Linked DNA regions of Mus musculus: all the other regions are linked to region 4. Evidence: chromatin loops called from intact Hi-C (ENCODE). Cell type or tissue: heart. All regions are shown on one strand. Links, peaks and the distances in the headings refer to the core of each region. The heading gives the core; the rest is flanking DNA.

Region 1 (8,359 bases), core at 2,274-7,273, 120 kb after region 4:
CAGAAACCAGCATGCATGAGATGTTTGAAAGACACAGATAATTCTGATCAGGGTTGTGAGTAGGTAAAAGAAATAACATTACCTGTAAACCCAGTTTGAGGAAGGGGTAAATCTGTTTTAGAAACTTTGGTATATTCTGTAAATTACACTATAATAAATTAGTGAGAAGCATGGGAACCAAGAACCAGGGAGTATGTGAAGGAGATCTTACAAACATTATGTTTACCAGGGAAAACATCATTTTATTATAGGAAACAAGCTATTTTGGAATGAGCTTTACAGGAGCCAATTCAACTGCCATATTTCTAGTGCAAAAGCCAATCTACCAATGAAAAATTCTGAGTAAAGTGGGCTGGAAAGTTGTCTCTGGTTAAAGCCCTTTCCAAACAAGCACTGGACAGGAATTTGTATCCCCAGAGTATAAATAAAATGTCAAGACTTCTTACAAGAAGGGACACACAGAGCAAGCTGACCAGCACAGCTACCTATATCATTGACCTCTAGGTTTGCTTGAGAGACCCTGCCACAATGAATAAGGTGCAAGAACAGCTGACGATGGCTTCAGAGACCCATCTAGGGCTACCATGTGTGTGTGCACCCACATACATGTGCCCACACAGATACAAACATGCACACACAGACACAAATGCATACTACCCACGAAAATGGGGGAATAAACAATGAGGAATATGAGCAAAGTTATGATCTGCCATGACTGTACAGAAGTAAGCCTTGTTAAATTAAATTACTCCTGCCCTTGAGCAGTAAACATAGCTACAGAAGATGTAAAAATGAAAAGCCAACCATTATGTATTAATTGAAACTAGTGCTATGACAGTTGAAGACAATGAAAGAGAAGGAAGAAATGAAACTTTGAAGAAAAGAGATAAAGAGCTTCAAAAGAAAGATGACTTGAATTAGACCTTGGAGGATATAAAGAATTTAGTATGTTAAAGTGTAAGTAAGGGAAATTGATTTACTTCTTCAATTTACTTTTTTCTATTATAAATGGGGAACCTTTTGGAACCTTTTTAACTAACGAGATAATTTAGGAAGTGTGGGGGAAGAGTCAAGTAAAAGTGACAAACAAGTGTTTAGTGTGTGTGCTCTATAGCATGGAAAGGGGGCGGAGCCTAAAGCACTAGCAATGAAGACAGCATGGAACTGAGGGGATGAAAGTCTTCAGAATGTGTAAATAAGGAAGACAGGGGCTGAAAAAGCCCACTCAGGATAAAGGGTGATGAGTTTTCTTCCAAATTCCAGGAAAATCATGGAAAAGTAGAAACAGGAAGAATGGGGGCTCAGAAAAATTTAACCTCCATGCTGGAATTACAATTAAGCCCAAACAAATATAAGGACTCTCTTAAAACAATCTAATAAAAATGAGAGGACTGAAAGTAATCAAGAAATTGAAAGAACTCTAGGACAAAAACACTGCCGTGTCTGGATGCTAAGGTGGTGGGAGGAGCCCTGTCCGAAAGGTCCTCATCAGAAGGAAGGAAATCAGAGACCCCTTGGTCTACCACTGGTGATGTAGAACCAGACGGAGGAAATCATAGGAGACCCTTGGTTCACCCTGGAACATCATTCTATTGCTTGTTCTACTTTCCTGTGGTTTTGAAAAGTTTCACAAGTTTTAGAAAACACAATGGACAGCTGAGGAAACGCAAGTGCTTAGAAAAAGATCAAAGTTCCCTCTCAGCCCTGGGGCAGTGCAGTTTGGGACAAAAATCATTGGTGCGGCCTTAGGTGCTCCTCACCGCCCCAAGTGAAGAAAAGTCATTGATAATAGTCACAAAATCATGATGCACAATGACACACCAACACTGTACTTTATTAGTTGCTATCATTGGGAAAATCAATTACTAATTTCCTTGACATAAATTTTATAGGTAGTATTTCCTCCAATCTTCATACTATTCTTAAAGCATGGTGCTAGATCTCAATTTCCCTGTTCTTGAGGAACAGTGAATAATGTATAATTATTGTATAAACTCAAGTTATTTCTGGCAAATGTCTAACCAGGTCTGCTGGTTCTATAGCAGGGGTTCGTTGCTACTAACTGATGAGCAGGGGGAATAGCTAGCTATACAGTGTGACACAGGAGTCAATGCTAGCTTCCTAAGCATGATTTCAGCATTTGGAAAGAAGTAATGTCTACGCCTCTCAATCCATGTATGAGTTTCAGAGTTTGAGACTGATGGGGTTGAAAACAATTGTCACTCGTTGCCCATCAAGGGACACCCTTCCCCGAAGCAGATCTAAATTCAAGGTCTTCAGTTTTACAAATATAAAGGTGATCTACTGAAAACAAATCCAGAGTGCCTTCAGGGGGAACAGGACACAGATGCCTTTGCTGGTTCACATCTTCCATGGCCACAGACAAGGGTTCCCTCTTGCTCCACTCGTAGCTAGGAAGGCAATATGCATGCTCCCACCAGTCCCTGGTCATAATGACAAATCAGACATTAAATCTATTGGGCAGCTTCATCCATCTTGCTACCCCTTCAGTTAACTTTGACCTCTAGGTATTGCTACAAACAGCTAACACAACACCCCTGTGACAGTGCAGTAACAAACAACTGAGCTCTATCTTTTAGTTCTGTTGCCTGGGCACAAGGTAATCTGACTGCAGTCACGCAGTGTATAGACTTCTCCATGAAGAATGATGCCTGGTGTGGTGTGATCTGAACCTTCCCACAGAAACTGTAAGAATGGGTAGCCCACTTTGCCTGCTGGAACTGAAGCCTCGCTTTCTCATTCTTTAAAAATCTACTTTGTATTCCTGGTGTTGGTAATAAATAAATATGTTACCTTGAAGAATAATTTAGCTCAGCCAATTTCTCTAGAACCTATGTAAGCTTTTCTATCTCTCTCAAATCTAATACTACCCAGATTTTCAAATTGTAAGAGATTAGTTTGAGATTATTTAAGGCATTTGGTCTATAGTACTTTCGTATGACAAACCAAAAGAAAAATGATGCATAACTAAGAAAGCTTGCTATATAAACGTTTTATGTTGCAAATCTTTCATAGTGATAAATATGTGATTTTCCCCTCTGTCTGATGATTTCTCTTTTTTGGTAATTGGATAATAATATATGTACAGAAGTCAAAAATGTATATGTTGAGATCTAACCTCAAAGTGATGGCTTTAGGAGAGGGTGAACTTTGAGAGATGCTGTGGCTGTAAATGCTCTCACAAGTGTAATTAGCATCCTTCTCAGAGAGCCTGATGAAGCAGATATCTCCTTCCATTAATAGCTGTGAGAGCAGAGGCATAGCTTATGGTCCATAAAGCCCAAACCAGACACTTAGTGCCCTGGTGTTTCAGTCTTGGTAGTTCCCAAGACTGAAACTACAAGGCATGTAAGATTTGTGTTGTTTTATACATTTTAAAAAACTGGACTCAGCTCTTCTCTAGGGTAATGGCAACCTGATTTGTTAAAATATTTTTTTAATTTTTAAAAAATGTATCATACATAAGTAAACGTGACTCTAAAGTCCAATATTATGTATTAGCAGAATTGGTTCCTTATGAGGAATTCTCCTAATGGTCGACTATAGGCTGAAAGGTAAGCCAAGTAAGTGTTTTCATATTAAAAAGAAAGAAAGAAAAAGAAAGAAAGGAAGAAAGAAAAATGGAAGAAAAAGGAAGGGAAGGGAAGGGAAGGGAAGGGAAGGGAAGGGAAGGGAAGGGAAGGGAAGGGAAGGGAAGGGAAGGGAAGGGAAGGGAAGGGAAGGGAAGGGAAGGGAAGGGAAGGGAAGGGAAGAAAAAAAGAAAGAAAGAAAGAAAGAAAGAAAGAAAGAAAGAAAGAAAGAAAGAAAGAAAGAAAGAAAGAAAGAAAGAAAGAAAGAAAGAAAAAAGAAAGAAAGAAAGAAAAAGAATATTCTCACAGTTCTTCTAGGCCTTCATGTCTGAAGATTCACACGTTGTAAAGAACTCTGGCCCCTTTCCTGTTCTGGGCAAAGTATAGTCCTCACAAAGTAATTTTATAAACTTTTATGATTTCAGGGATGCTTATTTCAGTTTCTCCACATTCACATCTCTCCTATGTACAGACATAGTCAATGCTTTAACTGGCCACTGTCTTGACATAAGTACCAAAAAGGAAAATAAAGTTGTGGATATCCCAGCAAAAATACTCCCACTTGTGCATGCAGAGAGGCCAAACAGTATTTACAGAGCTTGAAGATGAGAGCAAATGAGAGCAGCTAGGAGAGGAAGGTGAGGACCACGCCCTGGGTGCCTCTCAGTGAAGCTCCTCTCCAAACAGAACAGGGCCTCTGGGTGAAATTCAATTAACAGGGGGAGGTGCTCATGAGGAAATGGGGTGCTCAGATGTCTGCAAGTTAGGGCATCGGGTTCAGATGCAATAATGCTCCTTCCTGGTAAAATAGACATGCTGCTCTCTAGAGGCTCCATGGAAGAATGGCACAATGTGGGAATGGAAGCAAGGCGAGGTAAGGCTGGTCCTCAATGCTTTTTGACTTACCTTACACATTTAGTGCTATACTGAAATGTAAGTAAATACCTTTAGGAGGGATTTCTGCACTTGATGCCAGCAATAACTGTCTGGAAACAGAGTTACAGATCTTTCCTAGTTATTTTATGTGCACTTTAAAAGTTTATTGATATATGCTTATAAATTTAGCCAGTTAAAATGTTTTAATTAAGTTAACTTAATTAAATATTATATTTAAACCAGATTGTATAACTGTTACCACAATCCACATTTAAAACATTTCAAATATTTCAGTAAATTCTCTCCTGCCTAATCCCTATTCCAACCCCAGGTTCTGAAAACCACAAATCTATTTTGTACCTCTATAGATATGAGTTATATTTCATGTTTAAATACAGCAGCTTGGAAACAAAGAAATCAAAACATCACCATGAAGATGTGTTTTTCTTCAAAGTGTCTTTCTTTTTCAAAGTGATCAATATAACTAAATGAGATTCAGCTACCTCACTGAACCAAGTTTCTGGGGCTGTTTTTGCAAACCCAGTTCCTAGGGTCTGACACATTTTAACCCTGGGAAGATCCAGGGCTGATGGTATAGCTGTCGCTAGTGTCTTTCAGAAAAGTCTGCAACATTCCACAGCAAACTAAAGCTTCACTGGTTAACAAGTGGGAAGAATTCATGGTAGATGCTCTAAACTGGACCTCTAGACCACCCCTCCAAACTACAGAGAACATTGCCAAAGGGGATAGAAAGGATAAAAGAGTGAAAAGATGGAGAGATACGCCATAGGAAAGGATATCCCCTGCACATGATATGGCCATTCATGTATTCACTGTAATCCAGGCCATCTGCAGAAGACATGCACAAGACTGGGCTTGCCCACATTTCACCCACTGATGGAGTAGGAACCCAGAAGACTACTGTGCTATCTCCTTATTCAAGGAGAAGGTGTTCTTTTCTGCAGTGGTGAAGCAGCCCTTGCTCCAGTAAATAACCTCCGACCCTTGGTAAGAAACTCTAACTAAACACAGTGAGCCACACACCAAAATAATGAATTGAAGTGTTGGTGGGATCTTGTTGTGGAAAGGGGTTTCAAAGTAAGAGGGAGGATAGAAGAGTGTGGGATGAGCATGACCAAAGTAATTTATACAAAAAGAAGATGCCAGGCAACAAAAACTTTAAAAGGAGTCATGATTTTAGTATTTACCTTCATCAGGAATGATGGGGGAAAAATCCCTTTTAAAAATTAAAACTAGATTCTTCTCTTGTATAAAAGATCCCAACCTAAGTTCCCCCTCCCTCCACTTCTGCAACCTCCTCACCATCTCCCCTCTCCCCAGATTCACTCCCCCTCTGTTTCCTCCTCAGAAAAGAGAAAGCCTCTAAGAGATGACAGCCAGACAGGACAAAACAAGATACAGTAAGACAAGGCAGAAGCCCTCGTACTGAGACAATCCAGTAGGAGGAAAAGAGACCCAAGAGCAGGCAAAGGGGAGATAGATAGTCCTGCTCCCACTGTCAGGACTTCTACACCACCACCCAGCTAACAGCCATAACATATATCCAAGAGACCTGGTACAGACCCATGCATTTTTACCTGAACATTTTTGAATGTTAAACTATCCCTTTCTCTACTAATGAACCAATCTCTACTTTAAACTGGTCACAATCATTTGAGTCTGAGAGATATTACCTAGACATAGGCACCCTACTGAAAACAGAGATCTACCAGGAACCGAGATTCTTGTGGCATTAACTGCAAAGCTTACAAATTCTCTGCTGGGGTTGGACAGTGGCTCTGAAACATGTGGTTAGTCTGGGAAGTGTCACTGCACCAGAGCTGACTTCTTCCTAAAGGAGATGTACCATGTGTGAGAGTGGTGGGGCCACCCTCAGGTCACAGCCCACTGTGGCGGTCTGTGATCCATAAGATGTAAGAGTTATTTTTCCAAGGTCTAGAACCAGCATGTCTGTCTGAGAACACAGACTGGAGCAGAGATTTTTTTTTTTATCAATTTACAATTTTTTTTATCATGTGCTCCTCAAATCCCTGGGGCCATGTGAGGTCCAGTTTGTTTCCAAACATAAGGGCCAAGGCAAAACAATTTCCAGTCTCTCTCAAAGAAAAAATACGAAAGCTGCATCAGGTTCCGGGATGTGCTGAGCTCTGTGGCTGTCTCTGGTGCCTTAAGAACACTGCCGGGTAGGCAGCAGCCTCTCAAGAGGTCTGACTATAGGTAACAGATGAAAACTAGATTCTGAAATCACAGCAAGGCGGAGGTGCAGCCAATTAGAGTCTGGATTAACAGAATAAAGCAAATCAAACTAAACAAAAAAAGAAAAAATAGCAAGGATTTAATGGTTTGACTTTCTTGCCTTTTTAAAAAACTTTAAAGCATTATCAGTTTGGGAACAGTGTATCTTTGTGAATCAAAACCAATGTAATTAATTAACATAACTTGGTCCACTGATTCACCTCCAACAAACAACATGGAAAGGCCCAGGTCTGTACAGTAATGGCAGCTAACACATCTCTTCTCTTCCAAACATCATGGAGCAGTTTTATAAACATCAACTTGTATTAATTTAAACCAAATATTAAAACCAAACTTTTTTCCTAGGTGGTAAAGCTTGTCTGCATATTTTCATTATTACAAAATGGTTGCCTTTAGTCCATAAACTACAAGGGCATAGTAAGGTCACAACGGAGTGGCAAACACAGTAAATTAGAAGGAAAGTAACCAGAGCCTGTATTTAGCATGATTCTTTTCACCTGGAAGTAAATGAGTATACACAGTCCATTGATTAGTGCTGATTTGAAATGGAGTTTCTATTTAAATGATTCTTCTAAACTCTGTTTTATAGCAAAAATTTAAAGTATTTTTTTCTTTATGGTTTTTTTTTATCATCTGAAAATATACAACCCAGGCTTTGCCAAGTGCAAATGTGAAATTTAATTTGAAGCCATTCTTGATTTAGCTTGCACATATACTAACATCAGAAGACAAGAATGCAAAGTGATCTGCTATCTGGAATTGGAAGATAACACAAAAAAAGAAAAAGAAAGAAAGAAAGAAAGAGGAAGGAAGAAAAAGGAAGGAGGAGGAGGGGTAGGAGGAGGAGGAGGGGGGGAGGAGGAGGAGGAGGAGGAGGAGGAGGAGGAGGAGGAGGAGGAGGAGGAGGAGGAGGAGGAGGAGGAGGAGGCCTGTATTGTGCTTGACTCCAGAAGTCTGCCCTAAGTACCATGCAGGATGGTGGAAAGCAAATGCCTGAGTTCACAGTGCCTGCCCCTTTCCTATCAAGCACAAAAGTACAAGGTTTTCCTGAAGAAGAGAAGGGTTTCAGAACTCTCTAACCCATGTGTGTTGATCATGTAGGAAAACTGGCCAGTACTTCTGTTGTGTTGTCTCCATTATATGCAGTTGATACCCAAGATGCATCACATAATGTCTTCAATCTCCGTCAACTACCTCATAAAGAGTCCATTTGCTCTTAGAGAATAAGAAGGCTGTGAGAACAGGTTCAGGATCACTCTGAAGCAAGAATGGACGTTAATAACTATCCTCAGGGGCACAGATGAGGAAAAAGGGTCATTGACTTAACATTCTTTAATTCTTTTAGGTATAATAAGACTACGTCATGATTTACAGCTGAAAAGCACAGCTTTTGTTTTGCTTACCAATAAAAGAAGGTCTTTCATAACCTCAACTGTTGTGACACTCTGAGAGCTGAGAGATTTGAAGTTACCCTTTATATGGTTGGCTGAAATCTCTCTGCCTTGGGGGGTCTGGAACAGGGGGAAGCCTACTGTTGCTTAACTCCTAAGACATCAATGTTTCAGGGCTTACAATTGTATAAAGGCATTTTGTAGGATGACATCAAGGAAAATAAC
Region 2 (8,359 bases), core at 2,276-7,275, 83 kb before region 4:
ATCAATACCAGGCCCAGGGCCACAGTTGATTCCAAAACTAACAGCCACAAATCTTTCTTAGTTCTTACTTTGTGATATTGCTAGTAAATGACACCTAAATCTGAAGTTTTCTTGTCTTGCAAAAGAGGATGCCAGTTGCTATTTCATCCAGTGGCTCCACAGGAAATTTCAACCATTTTAACAATGTTTCAAGTGGATAACTTGTAAATGGAAACATTTTAATGACAGACTTTTGTGCATGTACCAGTGTCACTGTGGCTGAAGGCATGGTTTAAAGGCTCAGCTTCACACATAAAATATTACTATAGACATGTGTGGGTCAATGAATGACTTAGCTTTTTATATGCCAAGTGCTATAGAAATCAGAGCCATCTCTCCCATTATCAGTTGTTAATATTTGTAATTACAGAGGTCCTAACTAAGGACACAGTGTCAACAATACTGGCCAAAGCCAACATCTATTCAGGTTCCTTATGCTAAATGATTACCCATAAATGTTCTGGCAAGTGGACGTATAACTGAACTATCTTGATTTGGGAAGAAGGGAATATTGCGTTGATCACCCACTGTACTTATTCTGTTCTTCCACCACAGAGACCTGCCTGATATACTCTCTCCATCACTGTAACACTACTCCATCAAATAAATAGGCAGTGCCACTAACTAGCATGAGGTGTGGGAAAGCTTTGTGGAACACTGCTTCAGTAGTGTGTGCAGGGCTTCTTAAAGGACACCCAGAATGACAGCTTCAGTAGACACTTTCAATCAGTAATCTTTACACTTGTCTTTCTTGGTTTCAGACTTCAGGCTCTGCCTGGCAGACTGGCTCTATCAAAGCACATTAATACTTAACCCACTCCTACATCTTTGAAATTCTGGTTGGTACTGAGAACTGTGACACACCTAGCTAATCAGGGAGGGCGAAGACAACCATCCCTCTATGCTTTAATGCTCTGTCTTATTGTTTCTGTACTTTACAGCTAAATCAAAACTGGGGCTTTCCTTCAGTCTCAGCTCTGCACTTTGTCTCTGTATCGCCTCATGGATATTTTGTTCCCCTTTCTAAGAAGGACCAAAGTATCCACACTTTGGTCTTTCTGCTTCTTGAGCTTCATGTGGTCTATGAATTGTATGTTGGGTATTCTGAGCTTCTGGGCTAATATCCACTTGTCAGTGAGTGCATACCCAGTGTGTTCTTTTGTGATTGTGTTTCCTTACTTAGGATATATTTTCTAGTTCCATCCATTTGCCTAAGAATTTTATAAATTCATTGTTTTTAATAGCTGGGTAGTACTCCACTGTGTAAATGTATCAAATTTTCTGTATCCATTCCTCTGTTTTGGGACATCTGGGTTCTTTCCAGCTCCTGGATATTAAAAATTAGACAGCTATGAACATAGTGTAGCATGTGTCCTTATTACATCTTAGAGCATCTTCTGGGTATATGCCCAGAAGTTGTATTGCTGGGTCCTCAGGTACTACTATGTCCAATTTTCTGAGGAACCACCAAACTAATTTCCAGAGTGGTTGTACCAGCTTCCCATCCCACCAACAATGAAGGAGTGTTCCTCTTTCTCTACCACCTTGCCAGCCTCTGGTGTCACCTGAGTTTTTGATCTTAGCCATTCTGATTGGTGTGAGGTGGAGTCTCAGGGTTGTTTTGATTAGCATTTCCCTGATGATTAAGGATGTTGAACATTTTTATAGGTGAATCTCAGCCATTTACTATTCCTCAGTTGAAAATTATTTGTTTAACTCTGTATTCATTTTTAAATAGGGTTATTTGATTTTCTGGAGTCCAACTTCTTGAGTACTTTATATACTCAAGAATATATATAATATTGGATATTAGCCCACTATCAGGTTTAGGATTGGTAAGATCTTTTCCCAATCTGCTGGTTGCTGCTTTGTCCTATTGACAGTGTCCTTTGCCTTACAGAAGCTTTGCAATTTTATGAGGTCCCATTTGTCAATTCTTTATCTCAGAGCATAAGCCATTGGTGTTCTGTTCAGGAAAATTTCCCTTGTGCCCATGTGCTTGAGGTTCTTCCCCACTTTCTTTTCTATTAGTTTCAGTGTATCTGGTTTTATGTGGAGGTCCTTGATCCACGTGGACTTGTGCTTTGTACAAGAAGATAGGAATGGATCGATTTGCATTCTTCTACATGTTAACTGCCAGTTGAACCAGCACCATTTGTTGAAAATTCTGTGTTTTTTCCCTCACTGGATGATTTTAGCTCCGTTGTCAAAGATCAAGTGATCATAGATGTGTGGGTTCATTTCTGTGTCTTCAATTCTATTTAATTGATATACCTGCCTGTCATTGTACCAATACCATTCAGTTTTTAATCACAATTGCTCTGTAGTACAGCTTGATGCCAGGGATGGTGTTTCTGCCAGAAGTTCTTTTTCCATTCCATATACAGACACCAAACCCAAACACTATTGTAGATGCCAACAAGTACTTGTTGACAGGAGCCTGATATAGCTGTCCCCTGAGAGGCTCTACCAGTGTCTAACAAATACAGAGGTGGATGCTCTCAGCTAACCATTGGACTGAGCACAGGATCCCCAATAGAGGAGCTAGAGACAGGACGCAAAGAGCTGAAAGGGTTTGTAGCCTCATAGGAGGAACAACAATATAAACCAACCAGTATCCCCAGAGCTCCCAGGGACTAAACCAGCAACCAAAGAGTACATATTAAGGGGCCCATGGCTCCAGCTGCATATGTAGCAGAGGATGGCCTTGTCAAGCATCAATGCGGGAGAGGCCCTTGGTCCTGTGAAGGCTTAATACCCCAGTGTAGGGAAATGCCAGGACCAGGAAGCAGGACTGGGTGAATTGGTAAGCAGGGGGAGGGAGTGGTGATAGGGGGGTTTTGGATGAGAAACCAGGAAAGGGGATAACATTTAAAATCTAAATAAAGAAAATATCCAATTAAAAAAAAAACTAGGGAAGAAAAAAACTTAACAAAGTGGGACACACCACCACTTAGAAGGTCATTGGGTTGAAAAATCACTCTTCATTGGACTCTATGTATGCACACAATTCTATTTGCCTTCTCTCTCAGGCATTCAATATCATGAAGACTGTGCAAGAGATGATCCATGAGTCCAGGTCTATTGTCTTTATCCTAAATACTCACCTCATGGATAAGATATCAACTATGCCCCGAAGACTCCTGGAAACATTGTTGTGGTGCCCACTGCATTTGGAGGGAACTTTGATTCTAGCCTCACCATTTCTCCCTCTCTTTGCATATGCTGATTACCTTACAAACAGTGCTGATGGAGCCAGACCTGATCTCATTTGACTCTTCTGAGAATTGAGTTTGGTCATGGAGCCCTGGTCTATGGCCAGGCTGTAATGTGATGATGATGGTCCATGTAGGTGCCTGCAATCCTGACCAGGGAACAGAGCCCCCAAAACTGTGTACGGAGCATGGCTACTGAGGAAGCAGTTGGGGAGCAGAGAAATGGGCTTGTTCTTTGTGGTGACAGGCCAAGAGTGACAAAGGAGAAGCTCATCCTTGGGACTCAACAGTCCCTTTCCCCTCGGCTTCCAGGAATGAAAGGTGGAAACGCAGCCAAGACAGCAGAAACTCAGTGTCACTGAGGAAGAACAAGAAAAAGTAACTTCATTGTGCTCTTCAGATATGTCCATCTGGATCTTCCAGCTTCAGGGTCGCAAAGGCTCTTGGCCACTAGAAGCCACTTCTTTCCCAGGAAAGGTGCTAGCTAGCCTCTGGAAACATGGCTGTCTGCAGTCTGCCAGTAGGAGTGTGTTTGTTTCTACAGAGCTTTTTAGTGAGTTGGTGTTTGTTTTCCTCCATTGCTTCTCTATGTTGTGGATTGATGTTCTTATCCCTTCTTGTGTGACAACTCATTACATCAGCATTAGGCTTTACACCTCCTCTCTAGGCCTGCATCCTGCTACCATTTCCAGAAGCTGGACCACAGATCAGAATGTAAGTTTAATAGTGACATCCTCGTTCTTTATCAATTTACTTCAGCAAACTTTCTTTCTGAGTATATCCTAGTCTTATGTTAAATAAAGTAGGCAATAGAAAGAAAAGGCATAATGCACTTCACCTCATTGCCAGAGCTCACAGTGAGGTCCAGGTGAGGTGGGATTGGAGAGAATGGGGAAGGGTAGTTATGTTATATGTATGACAGTAACACATAGATGGGCACACAACTGCGATCAAAAGGAAAACAACGACAAAACCAACAAGACAACAACAAAATAAGAACACGTAGTTATATGTCAAGGAGTAAAAAAGGATGAATATAAGTTTTCCTAGTCCTCTTGTGTGTTGTGACGTTTGTTATGTGAAGGGAGAATTAAGGAGAAAAAAATAGGTGTGCATGGTGGGGAGGAAAATGTGGAGTGGCAGACCAGAAGAAAAGGGTCTCCCTTTTCGCCTTCATCCCATCCCTTTATTCTTCCAGTCCTTGGTCAAGCTAATGAATGAAAACAGAGTAAGCTGGGGTGCAGGACCCTGGAAACACCAGGGAGCTCTACAGGCAGGATTCTGGGTTGTGGCAAATAAGTGTACGTCTGAACTCTTTTGCTTCCTTCCTTCAATTCTATGAAAGTTAGTCTAGATCCCCCTGACATTTGCCTTCTCTGACGGGAACCCCCCCCCCCCCAAACCCCAGCCTTACCAATGCATTTGGGAGTAGACAAAGCCAAAGCCTACATTGTTTATTTCTTCTACTCTGTTGGTTGCATCTCATCGCTGACTGTCAGAACAGAGGCCTTGCCTGAGAGTGGTTTGCATGTGGTGCAGTATCCCTGCCCTTTTTCCTCAGGTCTACAAGGCAACACCCAATTTAAGTGTTTTCCTCTTTAATTCTATTCTTCCTCGTTTTCTCTCCAGGGCTCTATCCCACCCCGCCCAGTGATCTCTTTTACTACTTCTGTGTTTTATTTGTTTCCTTCTATCTGAACATGCATGCATGCATGAATGAACAAATGAATAAATGAACGAATAAATGAATAAAAAGTTCCTAATGTTAGACTCCTGCACCGCACCTTTCCCTTCTCTGCCCTGCCCTCACCTCCTCTGCAATATGAAGAAAACTTGCAAGAGGTATCTCCTGTCTGCTCACACCCATGCTCAGCCACGGGACCAGCTACTGTTCAATGTTCAGATGATCCCTCCAAGAGCAGTGCCTGCTTCATGAAAGAGGCCCTTTTCACTATCCCTGGAGCACCCCTGGGGAGCCTGGGGCTTCAGTGACTAGTGCATGCCTGGAATGAATGAATGCATGAACGAATGAGTGAAAAGACGAAACTCAAAAAGTATTGTGAAATAGAAATTCATGCATGTGCCTGCATAATTGTGGTCATAAAAGCAAGCACATCCCGTGAAAGTCCCAAAGCAACAATTTATTAGCTGTTGTGACCATCTCAATGCTAGATTATGTGAAGTCTTTGCTTAAATTATTGGTAAGTGAATACCAATTATTCAGACAAATTACCTGACAAAACAAAAAAGCATTTACAAACAATCTTAAAAGGTTTTACGGTGTCATTTTCTATCTCTTAAACCACAACAATCACCAAAGTAGGAGAAAACACAGAAAAATACAACTTCCCCATTTATACCATTTGTTCAAGAGAGTTACCAAGAATAGATTACAACCTGAATTACCTAGACATTAATGTCTAACTTAAGACCCATAGTATATTAGAAAATTAGACCAAAGTGGCAAAATGTAAATTGAGAATTTATTTTTCTTATTTCAAACTTGAAAGAGAAAAGAAATATATATTAAAATCCTCTTAAACTCATTTAATCAAAAGTTTCTGAAATTTTGCCCAAGATAATCACCAATTGATTTATTTTTTCAGTGCTTAAACATGGTAGACTGTGTGCTTGGTACATAAGTGTCTCCATTAGAATCTATAGTCTCAGAAGTAATTTTATGGAAAATTAAATTAGTAAGTTAGAATGTGTCTAAATGATTTAGGGAAAAAGTAGTTCCTTGAAATTGACAACAATTCTGTCCAAACTTCATTTTAGGAATGTAGATATTCTTAGTATATAGTCTATTAGCATTTATAATATAATCATCAGGAAATAGAAAGAATGAGTAAATTATCAAACATTAAAAGAAACATTTTCGTAAGAATCTTATAAATTGGTTTGTTCAGAGGTACAACTCTCCCTCACAGTGATTGTGATCAAGTCGTGAATATCTTTAGTTTCTAAAAGTACACAAATACATGGCATAAATGCAAAGAAAATAAATGCAGAAGGCAATCTTGGCTTTGATTTACTGTTCTCTTATTTCCCAGGGGTCTGGACAGGAAACGAAAATAACCACAAATGACTAAAATATCAGTAGTCCTTGAAATATCAACATTTAAGCTAAAGCAGGCTAACTTTTTAATCAAAGGCTTTGCTATTTTGATTTACTTAATTCAAACTCCCTCTCTGCAAATATGCTTTTGAATTAAGCAGTCATAACAAACCATAACACAAACATGAATTGCCAACTAATTTGTAGTGCACACTTGGTTCTGTCTGCGAAAAAACACAGCCTTTAACTCAAAGAGAATGAGGGATAGTTTATTCTAGAGCCAGATTTGAGTGACCATGGCCTGAGAACACAGGTTTAGGTTACCACAAATTCCATGCTCCAACGTGGAAGCAGTTTCATGAAGGTTTTATAGTAACAAAGCAAAATAATGATTCAAGGAAGTTTTAAGAAACGTTGGTGGGATCATCATACAGGTGGTTTCAGCAAGATGGGTGATTTTCCCATCAGCTCCACATGCTATCTGGTGAAATCTTAGCTTTTGGGTTGGTGGAAGCCAATGCTGTGCTAAGTTAATAGAGTCACAGAGGGCTTTATCTATTAGTGAATGTCAGTTATGACAGAGAGGCAGGCGATTCAGGTTCTAAAGCTAGTCTGGGATAATGTAATTAGCCACTGTACCAGAAACAGCAATTTCTCTACTGCAGTCATTAGTAGTCTTTGCAAACACAGCTTCACTTTGGAATTCTCGTCGAGAGTTCTAAACTTTTGTCCTACTCCTTAGTTCTTACTATCTGAGAACTGAGTAAAAACTTCGTGGAGCTTCTTGCACAATGGAAACAAAACCAAGCCAGTTTATGTCACTTTTTAACTTAACAGGAACTAAGAAATGCATCCATGGCATTTTGTAATTTGATCTAAGAATTTAATCTGATGTAAACAGCACCAGCAAATGAAACCCAGAGGAGGCAGGAAATTTTAGTCTTTTAAATGGATACTATAAGTATTAATTTGAAAGAGTTCTTTATTCAATTAAACTCAAATTTCTTCATCTGAGATTGGGAGTAAGCTTACTTTCAAAAAATACAATAAGAGTAAGACAAACATTAATGGTTTTTTTTGTACCAATTATATTATACTTTCATTTATAAACAAGCATCAAATGACAGACATTTGCAAATAGCAAAATAAAGAAATCTTTCCCATGGAAACCTGATACTAGATGCAGAGGATACCATGGTAATAACAGAACGTAGCATAGTATACAGCATAAGTTATTATTAGGTAGATATCAGTTAAATAAACTTCTCTTAGCAGATCCTGTCTCTTATACCACTCTATGAACAAAATACACTTGCTTACTCCACAAATCAACTTAATCAAAGAGTGCTTTTACACCCTTTGATGAGACCTGCTCAGTCTTGGCCTGGGGAGATAGCTCTACTGGTGAAGTATGTGCTGTACAATTAGATGTCCCTGTGTTTAGTCACCAAGACTCACTTGTGGTAGTACTGTGCACCCACAGTCTTAGGGCAGAAGAGGTAGAGACTGTTAGATCCCTGATGTTTGGTGTCCAGCCAGCATAGCCTAATTGGCTTGGCAAACATCAGAGCAGTGTCAAGACCTTGTCTCAAAAAAACCAAGGTAGATGGTACCTACGGAATAATATTCAAAGTTGTCTTTTTATCTCCACACGCGTGCATGCGCGCGCGCGCGCGCGCACACACACACACACACACACACACACACACACACACACACACACATATGCATGTGAATACCGGCATGCATCTACCCACTTACACATATACTCATAGAAAATACACAGAGCATACCTTAGAAGCATATAAATGTTCACTATCTTAATATATAAAACATCTTTTGGGGGAAGTGTGTTACCCTGCTAATAAGAGATGATTACTTTGAACTAATAAGAAAATATCTAATAAATAACGAAGGTCTCAACAATTCAATTTAAGGTAACATATATGCAGATTCTCAAGACATAGACGAACAAAGGTAGAGGCATTGAGCATTACAAGGTCCTTCTTTCATACTGGATGCAGAACTCATTCATTCCTACAGAATG
Region 3 (8,359 bases), core at 2,009-7,008, 57 kb before region 4:
CCCAACAAGGTTGATTTTCTCATGAGATCAACAACTATACCAACATTTCTCTTAATGTACCAACACAGAAAGCAAAGTTTTAGAAACACTGTCTAGGCTTCTAGAAAATTAGACACTAATGACTACATTTATTTAGTACCTCCCACGAGTCATTGAGCTCATCTTTCCGTAAAGCCATTCAAAATCCATCTCCTCTTCTATGGAATTGTGAAGCATTACCAAAATTTTACAGACACATGAAAATGTGTGGGGAAACAGTGAGAAACAGAAGTTTTATTGAGTTAAATATCAACATAAGTGTCAGTAAATTTTAAAATGTTCAATTTACTTCCAGGGAAACATTTTTCCATATGTGGAATTTGGCTGCTGACTTCCAAGCTGGAATGAGGCAGAAATCAGGGAATCTAATTAAAGATCAAGAGAACATCTGGAAAACCAGCAAGGATTAGACAGGAAAATGCTAGACTTTTGTTTATCGTGGCTTTTTTTTTTATGGATATGTGTATATGGGGGTTTATGTCATAGCATGCACCTGAGATCAGAGATAAGGTTGTGTGAATCCATTCTGGCCTCTCACAAAGTAGATCCTGGGTTTAGAACACAGTTTATCAGAGTTGGCTGCAAGTATATATCTGCTGAGCTATCTCAGTAGCCCACTCAGTATTTTTGATGAGCTAGTTATCCTTAAGATCACACTATGGTTGTTAAATATTTAAATGTTTTTAAACATCCTAAGCCCTAAAGTGAGAAGAGAAAACTCTGGATATTTTCACATGTACATTTCTTTTCAAAGAATCCCTAGTTCATTTCAGTGCATCAGCACAGAATATTAAAGCAAATGAACGGTTTAATGTGATGTCCAGGAATCTACCTACCTTTGCCTATTGTGTGTGGCTATAACAAAATACCTAAGTCTGTGCTATTTGAAAAGAACAGGTGCCTTACTTTTGGCCCTTGGTTCAGGAAACTGGAAAGTCCACATTAATGATATCAAGGGTCTCACGCTGGGTCATAGCATGGCAGACAACCTTGCATTCAGGTTTTGTGTGTGACAGTGTCAAGCAGCACTGGCAAATGTGCTGTGGCCTCACTTTACTGCAAAGTATTCTTTCAGTAACTGATGCAGCGAGTCAGTCTCTAGGTGGAGTATGACTCTCTTCTACAGGTCACACCTCCAGGGCTTTCCACTGACTCATGCTTCCTAGAGGGCTAACCGCCTCCCAGGACCCTTACAACACTAACTACAGAGCACACATATTGAAGTCACACAAATCCTAACGACTGTTTTCATCTATATGAAGTATGAACATTCTTACTATAGTTACAGAAGACATAACAAGACCCCACCCTAGGAGTCTAACCCAGAACAGTAATTTTATTTAAATGCAGTCGTGATTTGAGGGAGAAACTTTTTGAAAGCCTGTAAGAACAACCTGTAATTTGGGAATATAAAGGAGAAGCTTTTATAATAGATTTCTCCTCTCCTCTCCTCTCCTCTCCTCTCCTCTCCTCTCCTCTCCTCTCCTCTCCTCTCCTCTCCTCTCCTCTCCTCTTTTCTTTTCCTTTGTTTTCTTTTTCTAGATAGGATCTTAGGTATCCTATAGCTTGGGAAGAGCTTAAACTACCTATGTCATCCTATATGATCTTGAACTCCTTATCCTTCATCCCTCACCTTTCAAGTGCTAGAATAGAATAGTAACATGTTTTACCATCTCTCTCTCTCTCTCTCTCTCTCTCTCTCTCTCTCTCTCTCTCTCCCTCCCTCCCTTCCCCCCCCCCTCTCTCTCTCTCTCTGCATTTGCTGCTCTACAGAGGAACATTCCCAGAACCAAAGTGGCTGCTCACAACTGTCTTTAACTCTATTTACAGGAGATTCAACATCCCCACACAGACATACATGTAAGCAAAAGACCAGTGCACATAAAAAAATCCACTGTATTTTCATCATAGAAGACAAATAAATAAAATCCAAGAAAAAGGAGACAATGATTTTACCATATATATACAAATTAATGTGAGATTCATATTAAATTCTACATGCAATGAGATCAACATTTCTCATCTTGGTGTCTTTAGTATTATAATACACCAATTACCAAGTTATTAAAAATCTCAACTTCTGTCTATAAATTCCATGAAATAATCTAAGGTATAGACTCATAATGATTAATTTAATCATATTTTTACTAACAATCATTTTTCATCTTATTATTTTTAAGTGTCCTTTAGAATCATACCTCCATTACTGTGTTATAAAAAAAAGTATCAACAAATGGACCTTTCCCCTAATATATCTGTATGCATGAGCTGAGTGTGTGTATAATAGAATGAGATAGTGTTCAAGTTATTTTATGTATTCAAATTATTTTGTATTGTTTTTAGTGTCTACAATCTCCACCATCAACATTTCATCTAAAGACCATAAAAAACACTATCACATACTCCCACTTAATTGCCCCAAATTAGCCATAGAACCATTTGTCAATAATTACCAATGTCTCCAACTTTAATATCAGTTTTGTGGAAGACTTCCCAATCCTTTGCCACAAGTAACAGTGCTGAAATGGAGATTTCTGTGTATACGGCATTTTCTATAATTAGAATTGTTTCCTTAGGAGAAGTTCCCAGAAATGGAATCAATGAATCAAGTGCCATGAACTTGTAAATCTCCTGATACCTACTGCCAAATGACTTTCCAAAAGCATTGGACCAAATTATATTTCCAGCAACAGAGTATGAGAAAGTTTTGAGAAAATGAGCAATGTTAAACATTAGAGGAGACTTTGAACATCATTGTAATTTGATGTCAAGAAACAATGGAATGACAGTACTTCATATGCACACACCAATTATCTGTTAAACTAAATTCAGCTTGTTGAATATGTTCAACATACACAATTCAAGTAGTTAAGTGCTATAGTTTGAATGTGACACATCCCTTACTGTGTCCTGTGTCTGAATGCTTAGTCTCCAGGTGATGGGTCATTGGGTGGTTGTGAAATATGTAGGACACAGAGTCTAGCTGGTTGATGTTAGCCATTGGGGGTGGCCCTTGAGGGTTACACCTGGCAACATGTTTGGCTAGATGTCTATGTTTCCTGATTATCAAAGACATCATAAACTTTCAGAAACACAGAGTTGCCCCAGCACATCATTTTTGCCACAATTTTTTAAACACCCAGAACCATGAGCCCAAATAAGTTTTTCCTTCCATATACTGATTCTGTCAGGTTCTCTGCTGAACTAACCAATATAGTAAAGAAGAATGACCAAAATGGATCTGTAAAAGATTATTCCAACAGGATATGGACGTGATAATACACACCCAGGGATTTACAAGAACAAAGTTAGGGATTATCCAACCTAGTCAGGAAAGAAAGTTCATGAAGGTTTAAGAAACTCTAACATTAGGGCTTATCCTGAGGATTTAGCAGAAGTTATGAGGGAAAGGAAAAGATGAAGCCAGTAGAAGACAATCTTAGCAGAAATGCCAGCATGAGTCCAGAGTCCCATGAGGACAGAGAGAGTCACTGTGCCCAAAGCACACACAGATGCTGTCTGTATTACAAACTTGCAGTGAGCCTCACTTGGTGGGCTAACAGGAAAATTGGTGTGATCTATGAAGCTAGCCCAGTGTATAGAGTGTTCATCACTGACTCTCAACAGTACTTATCATATATTAACCCAAGCCCAACTAGGAAATGTTGAGCCTGAAGCTGGCAGCTGCAGAAGCTAAACCAAGAGCATTCACCACTGATGGTGGCAGAGAGAGTGAGTCGGCTTCCTTCCGTCCTTTGCCACGGTGGGGAACATTCTTAGAGACAGTTAAAATCTGTGAAGAATTCTTCTTAAACTGTAATTCAAATGCCCCGACCAGTGGCCCTCTGGAACCAAAGCATATACTTTTGAAGATCAAGACAGAACTCACTGTGGAAAGGGCAGAAAAAAATGAAAAGTTCTCACAGAACAGCTTGTTCTCAATTGTTTGATTATAGTTTTTGAAGTCTCTTGCATGAAGTGCCTTTAAAAGTTTCTTCTTAAAACAAAATTGCTATCATTTATTTTTTACTGAATTTTTACACATCATTAAAGCACAGTCATTTAGCCTTTAAGACAACCATACTGTTCTTAAGAAACAAAGCGTCCCCTAAACATAGGATTCTTAAGATTTTTTTTATTTTACAATAAAACAGGCCACAGGCAAATAAACAGAGCTCCGAGTTAAAAGGAGCAGGAGCATTAGGTTTCAGAATTATCGTAAAACAGGAAGGTTGTGAGGGTGTAACAGAGGATGAAAGCCGTCCCAACCCTGGAGGCTTCCTGCTGGCTGCTGGCGTGGGCCATGCCAAAACACACAATGGTTTACACAGTGTGTGTGAGTATGCACATAAGGGAGTGCACAGGCACACACAGGCACACACACACAGAGGCACACACACAGACATAGACACACACACACACACAGAGGCACACACACAGACATAGACACACACACACACACACACACACACACACACACACACACACACACACACACAGCTGCACTCTCAGCACTAGGTCCATGGCTTTGTGGCTCCACTATTTTCTTTTAAAGGGTCTAGTTCAGAAGTGAAAGAGAAGAGGAATAGCTCAAAAAGTTAATTCAGCCAGTCTTGACTGTAGCTTGCTTCCAAGACACTCGGCTTAGGAATTGGCTTTTAAGCTTGTACATAGTCACAGTTTCTGCTGGGAGAATGTCATCTGAGAGAGTCACATTTTCGCCTGGATGATAGCTCTACATATCACACACACTTCCATGCCCAGAACAGCTCACTCTTCCAGAGTTGCTATCAAATTTCTCTCTAAACAATCCATTTTTAAAAAAACTTCTTAGAGTACGACTACATCTCAACATGGGGAAGTCAATATGGCTCAGGGTATCTACAGTGGTAAAGAAAATGCATGGCGTGGTAATCGAAGAATGCCATGCCTACAGGTATAGCCACGTTCCAAAATAAGAAAGTCAAGAATGCGCCAGTGTGGGAAGCGGCACACTGCTTCAGAACATGCAGTCACCCTGGCTATCACATCCTCTTCCCTAGAAACCTTCCCTAAGCTCGAGCAGCTGCTGCACAAAGAGAAACTGTCTCTGCAGCTCTGTGCTTGCATTAAGTTTGTAGTTTATGTTTCTTTTCCTTTTGTCTTTTCTCACTCCGATGCACTAAGTTGTGGTCACTGTGGAGTCTGCAAACTAGGTGGCTCTAGAAACCTGCAATTCAGAAGACACACGTGAAATTGTAGAAATACACACAGTATAGGTGCATAAACTTCTAGATACCTTGAAGGTTCAAAGCAAAGAAAAAAATCTGACTGTCGTGTTCCTTTTCACGATCATAAATGTACTTTATTCATAATTTATATTTTTGTCGTATAAACATTTGTTATATAACTACTTGATGCCCTTGAATAAAATATGTGGAAATATTAAATCAGGAGTATAAACTTTCACATTAGTCATAGCCTGAAATAAATTCATCCCCAATTTTAATCAGAATCATCACAGAGAACTATTTGATAATTCCAGCCAAATGCTCAACATCTTTCATATGTCCGGGTACAAAAGAAAATGAAGCAATGACATATATTTTATATAATATGCTGACAAGAATAGACATCATTATGTTAAAGATCAGAAAATTATTTTCTTCATGACAAAACAATGAACAGGAGACATCTATATTCAATGCCCTGTGATGAATATACTGGCATAAATACATTTGGCTATTGTGCTTATTGGTATACATTCATTATATAGATCAACATAGGACACATTATTATAAATCAAAACATAATCATGTCATATATTTTTCTGTCTGTAAATTAATGGAACTATATAAAATCTGGATTATCTTATCTTCTTTATAATTGGTAGAATGATAACCAATAGATTTCTTTTTAGTATGTTTCTGACATTCAACTATAATTTTTATTTACTGAAACCTAAACTAACTTCCTTATTATATGTAGCATTAACTTATTAAAATGTTTTATATTTTATAAGTTCTTTGTAACAAAACAATAGCAATTCTACCATATCATAATTTTGAGTACATAATTGAAGGTTAAGTCTCTCTGTTTTTCCTAAATATCCTTTAAAGTTAAGATTAGTGGTCTGCCATACTGCTAATAAATACCAGTTTACAATCATCATATCTGTCAGTGTTTCACAGGGAAGTCAGAGAACAAACCTCATATGTTATCCCTGTAGAAAAGCAGACTTGCCTAGACTGGAATTGGTTGAATACACAGAAAACAATGGAGGCAAGGGTGTCCAGACAGGTTCTATGACCTCTAGACTAGAAGGAAATGTAATATAATAGAGCACAGATACTAAGTCCATCAGGATGAGCTAAAATACCTGCCAGGCTACCCAATGGACCATCTTCACTGCCTACCAAGTCACAGCTATGAGACTAGATCTTGGAAAATGGAGAAAATGTACTCAGTTAAAGGATATAGAGCCAGGATAGATGCTGAGACCATGATGCAAGAGATGTCCTAGAGAGAGAATTATGAATGGGTCTGGGGCCGGCTGAAGAGCATCTGTAAACACAATCTAATCTTCTTCCATTGTTTTAAATGAGCTGAACATGATAAAGAGCTAGGAAAAAGCCTAGAGGTGATATTTGGTAGAATCCACCATTTGCAAAGCTGAACAGGTCAGAGTAAGAAATGTGCAGAGAAGTGCACAACTGTGAATAGGACTCATGCATTAAAACTGATCAGAGAAGGACAAGTGTGATGGTTTGTATATTCTTGGACCAGGGAGTGGCACCATTTGGAGGTGTGGCCTTGTTGGAATAGGTGTGACCTAGTTGGAGTAGGTGTGTCACTGTGGGTGTGGGCATAAGACCCTTACCCTAGTCGCCTGCAAGTCAGTCTTCCACTAGCAGCCTTTGGATGAAGATGTAGAACTCTAAGCTCTGCCTGTGCCATGCCTGCCTGGATACTGTCATGCTCCCACCTTGATGATAATGGACTGAACCTCTGAATCTGTAAGCCAGCCCTAAGTAAATGTTGTTTTCATAAGACTTGCCTTGGTCATGGTGTCTGTTCACAGTAGTAAAACCCTCACTAAGAGAAGAAGTCAGGCAGATATGAATGGAGGACTACATCTTAGCAGCTCTAGCAATATGGTTGGTCAAGATTAAAACTATTGTAAAAAAGTTAGCTTTACTGATTGTAAATGAATATGATGATGTATGGAAACTAAGCTCTCAAACTCTTAAGGATGCTATCTATTATAGTTTACCAAGTCCAGAAGACACACAGTGACATTTTTTGTGTTTTAGTTTCTTTAAAAAATGAAAAAAATATTATAAGAATATGTTTTCATTTTAATCCCAGCTATGGGATATGGGACTGCTTCAGATTGTCCACAGCAACTGACTACGATCTGCCTCATGCATGCTCTAGCAAGGGTGTGATATTGCCAGCAGCAGATGGCTTCAGCAATTGCATGATGTTGGGAGTTCTGGAGAGTTTTCAGAGGGTATATAAATGCTAGAGCCCTGAGAGGTGAAGTAGAGTTTGGTTGTTGATTGTTTGCTGTTGGTTGTAGTTTGTAAAGTAGTTTTGTGCAAAGAAGAAGGTGGAGGAGGGAAAGGAGGAGAAGGAAGGGGAAGAGGAATAACAAGAAGAAGAAAAAAGAAGAAGAAGGAGAAGAAGAAAAAGAAATATCTTTGACAGTGAAGATGAAACTTGCCCAAATGACCTCATCACTCAAATCACCAGGAAGTAGTTCAATAATAATATTGCTCCAAATTCTTTCTTATCCTTTTTTTCTCGCCTATCTAATGGTAAAGGGTTGAAAAGGTGGGAAAAGGGTAGTGAAAGGTAGGAGAAAGAACTCACAAAGTAGCTAACACCAACTATAGCCACATTCTGGATAGAAAAATTCACTGTGAACATGGTCATGTGAGGAGGATAGGCCCACAGTGACTCAGCAATTCTTCAACTCGGATTCATGGATTTGTCTGACCTACTGATGAGCTACCATCCTCTATCATTAACAAGGTAGCATACAACATGACGTAGGAACAAACCAAACACTTGTCCCTTAAGTGGTAATGTTCTATATAATCTTCATCCTGGCCAAGAAAATCTAACAGAGTGCTAAGAGGCTGAGGAAATGGAAAAATACTGAGCTAGAACAGATTGAAATGGAAAGGCAAGGTGAAGCTTCTCAACTATGCCTTTGGTGTCAGGTACTTACCTCTATGTTGCCTAATCTTCAGAACAACAAGGAGAGTTTTTATTACCAGGTCACAGTTGACAAAAATCAAGAAGCAGACACCATGGGAACATAAGGGCACTTGAC
Region 4 (8,359 bases), core at 1,723-6,722:
TTTCTCTTTGGAAAAATATGCCCACATACACTTTACAGATGTGCCTATACATGTGACTCTCATAGGGATGCTGACAGACCAGCAGGTGCACACCATCAATGACTGTTTGAAGATGATCAAATCAACTCCACAAGCAGCTGTCAGCAAGCTCATCAACATGTGTGTCTGCGGACAACATTGCAACCTCCCAGCACTGCTGTGGATGTCTTGTTCTATCAGCCAGACACTCTACACTTCTTATTCTTTACTCAAAACAGATCAGAAAGAAACATGAAAGCAAGATCTGTAACTCGATCAAGATAAGCACATCAATAATTTAGTAACGAGTCCAGAGGGAAAATTAACAATCTGGTGAAGGTCCAGCAGAACCAACTATACAGGTCCTAACTCCACCACTGCAGGTCTAAGTTTTCTAAGAATGCTACAGCTGAGGAGATTTGCAAACCTGATCTCTATGATGCTCATTTAAAATTAGGCGAGAAACTTCAGGGTGGAATCCAAGCAACATATATTGGAAAATGTACTTGGTATCTCTGTGATCCAGAAGGAGAGACTCAGGAGAACACACACACACACACACACAAGGTGGAATGAAAGAAATCTAAGATTATATTCAGTAAACAAAATAAAATATCATAGGAAGGATTTGATTAAGGGTCTGTGTTTTAAAACCAAGTAAAATTTAGACCTTCCTTGTTTGCAGCAGACAGACTGGGCTGTGTGGTAGGCTAGGTAGGCTGACACTGACTACAACACTGCTCTTCATTTGCTAGCATAGTACCTTACCTGTAACTATGCTACATGTATGCTACACGTATGTAGCTGCAGGTGCCTTGCTGGCAGTTAAGCAATCACAGGCTTTCCAGTTTGAAAATCTTGTTAGGCTGCATACTAATCTTTTAATGTCAGGTAAATGATAATCTCTATTGGGATCTGAGTCAAGTTGGACGGTTATTAAAATCATGGGCAAAACATAAAGCCTGCTAACACACCAGTGGCTACCCCAGTGTCAGCTAACGGTTGTTACTTTCAAGACATGGCTGTTTCTATTCTCTAAAAGATGAAACAATTCTACACGAAGACAAAGACGAAAAAGTCATTATGGTACTGAAGAAATAGATAAAATAAGCGTTTATAGTGTTCACTGATATTTCAAAAATGCAATACTAAGTGTCCAGTTCCAGCTGGGACACACCTGCTAGCTTCTTCTCCCTGAGCCCTTGTTAGCTTTCAGTCACAATGATAACAAACCATGGATGTTCTAGTATGTTCCCTTTTGCTAAACAGACATCACTCATGAATGTAATTACTGCGGCATTGGTGTAAAATACCAAATTCTACAAAACTGACATTTCATTATGACTCTATAAAAAGATGGGGAAAACAGAGGATCTAAAAACCATCGCACTGAACAGATCTTTAAAGAGAACTGGCTTTAAGCAGGATCCACAGATGGGAATATGTACAGGCACCAAAGGCGACTTCATGCCAACCTGTGGAATATTCCTTTCCTACTCAAGTCTACTAAGCAAAAGCTGTTTTATGTGACATCGGGGATGAAGGCAGTGATCTATAACTGAGAGGAAGCCCACAGGGGGGACTAGGAAGCTCCAAAGAAGAACTTTGAACCAATTTAGGCTACAGTATTCAGAAGATGGCAGAAACAGAGTAATAAAAGCTTTATGAATTAGTTGTAGAAAACAAATAACAAACAGCAGTAATTAAAGTAAATCAGCCTGCCTGGAGAGTAGGAACTTTTAATAGACATAAACTGATAAAGCAGACAAGCCCCATCACCCATCAGAGGATCTCTGAGAGAGATCAAGCATGTACATAAAAACTACAAACTAGAATTGGTTCCTGTCAGAATTTGACAAAGCATTGCACCTGCTTCTAACATATTTATTTCTTTGTGTGTGTGTATGTGTGTGTGTGCCTGCACATGTGTGTGTGCATGCACATGTGTGTGTGTGTGTGTGTGTGTGTGTGTGTGTGTGTGTGTGTGCACGCGCGCGCGCATGCACCTGCCTGGCACTGCTAGACTTCCCAAGTGTTTGGGGGAAAATTAAAATAAGCGTCTGGCAATAATTCTGTCTCATCTACAACAAATTCACTCTGTGCTTCAGAGAAAACGCCACATTCGGAAAAGGAATAAAACTACCTGAGAACCCCTCAGACACATCCTTCAGAAGGTAGATCTATAAATAGTTCCGCTTGTGCATGCACACTGTAAACATAGAGTCATCTGGCTGGCTGAAGCTGCGATTTAAACTGAAGCCCCAAGCTGAACTTAAAGTCCCACTAGCATGTGTGAACAATCACAACACAGTTCTCCTTTCTCTAGTTGCACAGTAAGGCTAACACCTTCCTTCTACTTGTGTTTGTGTCCCCTGGCATCAGAAGCAATACTTTGCAATTTCATTCAGAAACAGCCTTCTCTGAACACACTCAGAATGTGCAAGCAAAGGGTAAAGGAAGGATCTAAGTTAAACACTTCAATGGCACCAAGAAAAAAAAAAATCAACATCAAGCCGAAAAAGCAATTCCTTAAGCAAGCTGCTTTCTTTCATTTCCCTCCCCGCCTCCCCTCCAGCCTTCTCAAACATAAACATCCCAGCTCTAAAAGAGATCATACCTGAGCTGATCATACTGTGCATTCTTTGCTGAGCCAAGAGCTGCTCCCGTCCGGCCACTCCATCTGAGGAAACACAGGAGTCAGTCTCGTAAATTGTCTGCAGCATACTCCAGTCACTCTTACTTCAGCTCCATGAAAGATTCATCACTGCTCAGTGCTCTCTGGTCCCAAGAGCTACCCTGACTGGTCCTCCCTCCTCTCCGAGGAGAAACAGCAAGCAGGGGATCAACTTCCACAATAATTTCCTTTCTGCTTAGATGGACATACCCTTTAAAAAGACCTAGTACCCCCCCCCCCAGACCCCTCCAATTACCAACCTGTGTGCAAAGCAGAAAGAGCAGACTGGATGCTATAGCTGGCTCGAGTTTTAGGCTATCCTGGAAACTAAGAGCAGGTGGGCAAAAGGAATGTGCTTCAGGGGTTATTTCTTTTTAAGAATAAGTAGAAAAATGTTAACTCTACCCATGGGGATAAAAAAGAAAAGAAACCATTAAACCTGGCGTCTAGCTCCCTGGACTGCTAAGGTATCAAGGAGAGATCCTCAGCCTGCAAGTGGCTCCAGAGGGTGTCCTCCTATCTGTCTGTGCGTCTCTCTCTTCCCTTTCTCAGTCTCTCTCAGCTCAAGTTGGCTAAAGCTAGTGATAATCCATTTGCATATGAATCAACAACAGCATGGCCCACAGGCACAGAAATAGAACAATGGTCGGCCTGAGCCAAAAATAGGTCAAGCATGGCCGAGTGATTGCAGCCTGCATTAATGCATTTAAAAATACCCCACCAAAGCCAGCTGTCCAGCCTCTATCTTTCAAACCATAATTCTCTATTGCAGGGCCTTAAAAGCAATTAACTCTTTCCTCCCTCAACTTGCGTTACATGTTGGCTTTTCACACTGGCATCTCACCTCCAAGGAAAGGAAATCAAGAGAAAAAGGAGCCGAATTCTAACTCAAGGAGGGAGAGTGCACACACATTTCATTTCATTTTATTTCTGTAGTATGTGTTTTTGGAAGAGAGAGCAGAGAAGTGCAGAGCTGTATTGGTTCTAAAATAATACTGGAAGCTTTTGCTCATAATGTGGTTTCTGCCTCACCCACGCACAGCAATCCTGGTGATCTATTTTTGTTGCCTGTTTCTCTGGCTACACTGCAGTTGGCTGTGGGACGAGAAGCTTTTCTGCCTTCTAGTTTCAGCACTGACAGGAGACTTAGCAGAGGTAGTTTTTGGAAAAACAAGCACACCCCAGAATAAAAAAACTTTATGAAGGTTTGGGTTGGTTCTTGTTGTTGTTGTTGTTTACGAGCTATTTGTCCGTCTCACCCCTAATGTGATCTTAGACCAATCTTAGATCAATTTTACTGCAGCCATTTCCTATTACACTTAAAACCAAAAATAAATAAATAAATAAATAAATAAATAAAAATCCAACTGTGGCTGTGGCTTAGATCTGCAGTACTTTCCTCTGTGCCACAGGCCAGATGCACTTCACCTGTAAACGTGATATTCTTACAGATGTGAGATCAGTGAGCATCTGCACCTGCCAATCAGACAATCAATTTCTGTGCCCACTACCCAAGTGCAAATGGCCAGCGCCTATTTATATCTTGACTCGCTGAAATATAGACCTTGGTTTAGTATAAAAAAAGGTCAGTCGTTTGAGGCCAACACAGGTTATAGAATTCACCTATAAGGCAAATGGACTGCACAACCTCTCAGAAAGGTTCTATAGTCTCTGGCATACATTTATAATAACATTTCTCTGCAAGAAATGAATCCAGCATCCTCAAATGGGACACCAGCATTTAACCAGTTCCAAGGACATAGAGGAAAGGGAAACCCCTCATTCTGCCAGGTTTTCCAAGTCTAAGCTACTCAGCATCGCTGTCAGGGACAGGGGAGACAAGAGGAAGAAGAGCTCCTGTTGCCAAGGCTTGGACCACGCAGATGGCAGAGGACGCCCCCCACAGGCTGGCTGTGGAAACCAGGAAAAGCAAAGAAGGGTGCACAGAAGTCTGACAAACAGAAGATGGGATAACAATGGCTGGATTGTTTTCCTTGTGTAGATCTCTCCTCTTCTGGAAAAGGCATTATCTGAATAGCCAACTCACAAAACATTTCAAAGCAGTTTTCTAGAGGCAGTTGTATTTAAGCAAAACAACAAATCCTTAATGTTTCTATCACTGGAAAATAGTTTTCACATTTTTTTTAATGGATGTATAAAATTCAAGGGATGGAAGCCCTGTCCTTCGTAGGGAAAGTCATCTTGGTGTGGTTATCATACTCAGCACTTTGGATCTGGTGAAAGGGATTGTTCTCAAGAGTTATATGCAATCTGCCTCAGTTTCTCCCACAGGAGCTGCTCTTCCAGTCAGGGCAGCTTCATTCTTTTTTTTTTTTTTTAATTGAGAGATGCAATGTTTCTCCCCTTATCATTGCTTCATTTTTAATATTTATTCTATAATGTTTTTGCACTCTAAGACACGTCTCCATTTATTGTTCCATCTAGTGCACTCTACTTAGTGCATTAAGGTCCTGTCAGAAAAGCTTTTAGACATCTATTCGCAGAGCTTGTAAAATGATTTTTTATTTATAATTTTTTGTAGAGAACTTATAAATAGAAAACATCACACATGCGATTAGTCGTATCCTAAGTGTATGCATTTTAATGAAAGTTTACACAGTTAGAATAGCCATTCAGAAGCAGTGGAGCTTCACAAGAGGTATTGTATTCCACTGTTAATTATATTTTCATGTGGTCATCCGCCACAGAACAACAACAACAACAACAACAAGCCAACCAACTAAACAAACAAAACCTGAAAAAATAATGACAGAGTTAAACCTAAAAAAAAATTCAATTAGCTTTATATCTGTTTTCCTTATTCACTGTCCAGCATTTAATGTGTACATATGTATTGAATCTTTCCATATCACCTATAATATATCTCTCATTCTCTTCTTTCTAAGTGTTATATTTTAACCACAGGAATATTTGTTTACATATATACATATTTGTAATAGACTAGACGTGCATGAGAGGAAAAATTATTTTTCTTTCTGATATTATGTGACCTCAATTGATATCAATTAATACATTTTAAGCCCACCTACTTTCCTGAAATTTTGTGTTTCCTTTTTGTTAGAGATGAATAGTACTCCATTTTATATCTGGACCAGATTTCATTACCCATTCACTGGTTGATGGGCAGTCAACACCCTAGGCCTCAGGAAAATGCAAGTTAAAATTGCTTTGACTCCACCTTCAATCAAGATGTATCTCATGTAGATAACAAGGTAACTCAATGCGAATGAGCACGTTTAGACAGAGGAAACTTCATGCACCTCAGATGGGAATTAAAACTGGTGCTACTGCAGTCACTATAGAAATCTGTATAGAGATTCCTCAAACAACCAAACTGAGAGCTATCATTTAAGCTCTTCTACCACTATTGGTATATACCCAGAGGACTACAGGACAGCCCTGGGGACAGCCATGCTCACTATGGCATTATTTGGATATGTGATCAGCCCAGAGGCACATCAATACATGAATAAATAAAAAGATAATGGGTATATATGAACACTAGGATTTATCCAGCTATAAAGAATGAAATCATTACACTGTCAGGAAAATTATGGACCTAGATATAATCATCTTAAATAAAACAAGCCAGACTAAGAAAAGTATTTCTGTGGAGTACTGATTTGAATGTATGCATGTATGTATGTATGTATGTATGTATGCATGTATATATGTATGTATGTATTTATGTGGGACATACACATATGCATATGTATATGTAGAATATCAAAATAGAAAGGAAACTGAGACAAGAAGAGGAGATCGACACAACTGAGGGGCAGAGAGAGAAGGGGTAAGAGGATGCATATTATACCTCCTGAATGTCATAAAAGCAGAAGGGGAACAACTGGGACAAGGAAGGAAAACACCTAAGGGTAAAGGGGGGTCAAGAGAGAGATGAATAAGAGGGAATTACTTGTCATGTCTGGCCTCAGTGGGAGAGGATGTACCTAGTACTGAAGTGACTTGAGGTACCAGGTTGGGCTGGTTCCTTGGAAGGCACCTCCCCATTTTCAGAGGTGAAGGGGGAAACTACCAGGATTGCAGAGCGACTACAATCAGGATGTAAACTAAATACACAATAAATTAATGCAAGCAACCATGAGAAAATTATGACAGAATGTATAAATATTCGATGATGAAATACATTTCTCTGTTAACCAGTATTTGCAGTATTCACATTGTTTAAAAGAGAAAGAAAACCTGCTGCCATCAAGCTCCCTGTGCATCCACCACCACTTCTTTCTTTCTTCGTGTTTGTGTCTCATAATCAGGTCCAAAGAGACTTTTTTATGGTGACCATGGTAATTAACTTTGTATCGCTAGCACTCATGTTTTCCAGTTACCCTGCTTTACCCCTTACCAAAACTATGCAAATAGTTACTTTAAACTTTCAAAATAAAGTGTCAAATGAATTACTGATAAAAGTGGAATAATTGTCTACTTGTTTCAGAGTATTTTCAACAGAATATACAAAAATTGTGAAAAATATGTAAGACAAATAACACAATCATAATATTGGCATAATAGATGCCTACACATCTTTCGTCACTTCATGCTTAATTACACCCACAGAACACAATTGACAAAAAAGATCTCCAAGCTTTTATAAGCAAAAATAGAATAAAACTCCAGAATAGCAAGTAATTATCCTATTTCTCTGAGGTTTCAGGAAACTGCTGTCCAACGTGTCTTCATTTTGACTGTCTTGTTTGTCTCACCTCTAACAGGATGGATTTATTCCATCTTCTTCTTCATTAGCATTCCTGTCTACCACTTAAGTGTTGACAACAAAAAGATATTTTAGTATGAACATATATTAGGCCCTTCGTATGGCAATTGAAGTTTGTCTTGCAGAAGAAAAACGTGCACTGTGAAAACAATCAATTCGTACAGTGACCGCCAGCATTTCACATGCAGAAAACTCAACTCCAAGAAGCTGGTTGTCTCACTCCACCTCACTAGTGCTGGTAAAGAAATGAAGCTCACGTCTTAACAGCTCGTTTTGACACTCGTTTTACGGATCATGTCGGGGGAGCATTTTACAATAATGTTTACTAGCGTAAACATCCAAGTTAAAGGGCATTTAAAAAAACTCAATATAATAAATTTAATTCAATTGGCTAAGTTCTTTTGAAATTGAATTATTACCATATTTTACCTTCAGATAGATTAAAAAATGGGAGACAATGAGAGCAGAAGTCCAGGTTTCCAAAATAGTGGAAAGTAAGTATTGAATCCTATCCTCAAATGTCTTTTCAAAAATTTTGCAATTATAAAACATTTGGGAAAAACTATAAAGTGTCTTTCCAAAGCTAATACAATGCTGAAGACAGTGCTCAGTAGTTGAGCGCTGTCCCTTTCTTCCTTCCTTCCTTCCTTCCTTCCTTCCTTCCTTCCTTCCTTTCTTTCTTTCTTTCTTTCTTTCTTTCTTTCTTTCTTTCTTTCTTTCTTTCTTTCTTTCTTTCCTTCCTTCCTTCTTCCTTCCTTCCTTTCTTTCTTTCTTTCCTTCCTTCCTTCCTTCCTTCCTTCTTCCTTTCTTTCTTTCTTTTTCTTTATTTCCTTCCTTCCTTCCTTCCTTCTTCCTTCCTTTCTTTCTTTCTTTTTCTCTCTCTCTTTCTCTCTCTTTCCCTTTCTTTCCTCCTT

The links. Peaks named below come from ENCODE experiments on the same cell type or tissue, not always from the same donor. Only the 100,000 strongest peaks of a DNase experiment are listed, where the experiment ranks them.
Region 1: it touches region 4 in a loop (2.5-fold over the local background); 6 of 42 quality-filtered maps call a loop at or near these places.
Region 2: it touches region 4 in a loop (4-fold over the local background); 10 of 42 quality-filtered maps call a loop at or near these places.
Region 3: a loop joins it to region 4, with 2.3 times the contacts of the local background. A loop is called at or near these places in 4 of 42 quality-filtered maps.

The regions. Positions count from the first base shown.
Region 1 is chr12:34,649,433-34,657,791 of GRCm38, forward strand. All of the region lies in intron 3 of Hdac9 (histone deacetylase 9), which reads right to left. Among named protein-coding and RNA genes, the nearest start is that of Gm46347, 130 kb to the right of the region's middle. In heart, for the core only: a CTCF peak has its summit at 4,425; no DNase peak of the experiment used is centred there.
Region 2 is chr12:34,442,430-34,450,788 of GRCm38, forward strand. The region is part of intron 4 of Hdac9 (histone deacetylase 9); the gene reads right to left. Among named protein-coding and RNA genes, the nearest start is that of Gm51984, 230 kb to the left of the region's middle. In heart, for the core only: no CTCF peak of the experiment used is centred there; no DNase peak of the experiment used is centred there; H3K27ac peaks cover 809 bases.
Region 3 is chr12:34,468,388-34,476,746 of GRCm38, forward strand. All of the region lies in intron 4 of Hdac9 (histone deacetylase 9), which reads right to left. Among named protein-coding and RNA genes, the nearest start is that of Gm51984, 260 kb to the left of the region's middle. In heart, for the core only: no CTCF peak of the experiment used is centred there; no DNase peak of the experiment used is centred there.
Region 4 is chr12:34,525,648-34,534,006 of GRCm38, forward strand. Hdac9 (histone deacetylase 9) reads right to left here. Exons shown (of 28, transcript NM_001271386.1): 4 at 2,636-2,698. Among named protein-coding and RNA genes, the nearest start is that of Gm46347, 260 kb to the right of the region's middle. In heart, for the core only: a CTCF peak has its summit at 4,578 (motif pointing left); DNase peaks (open chromatin) are centred at 3,324 and 3,774; H3K4me3 peaks cover 2,136 bases; H3K27ac peaks cover 2,961 bases.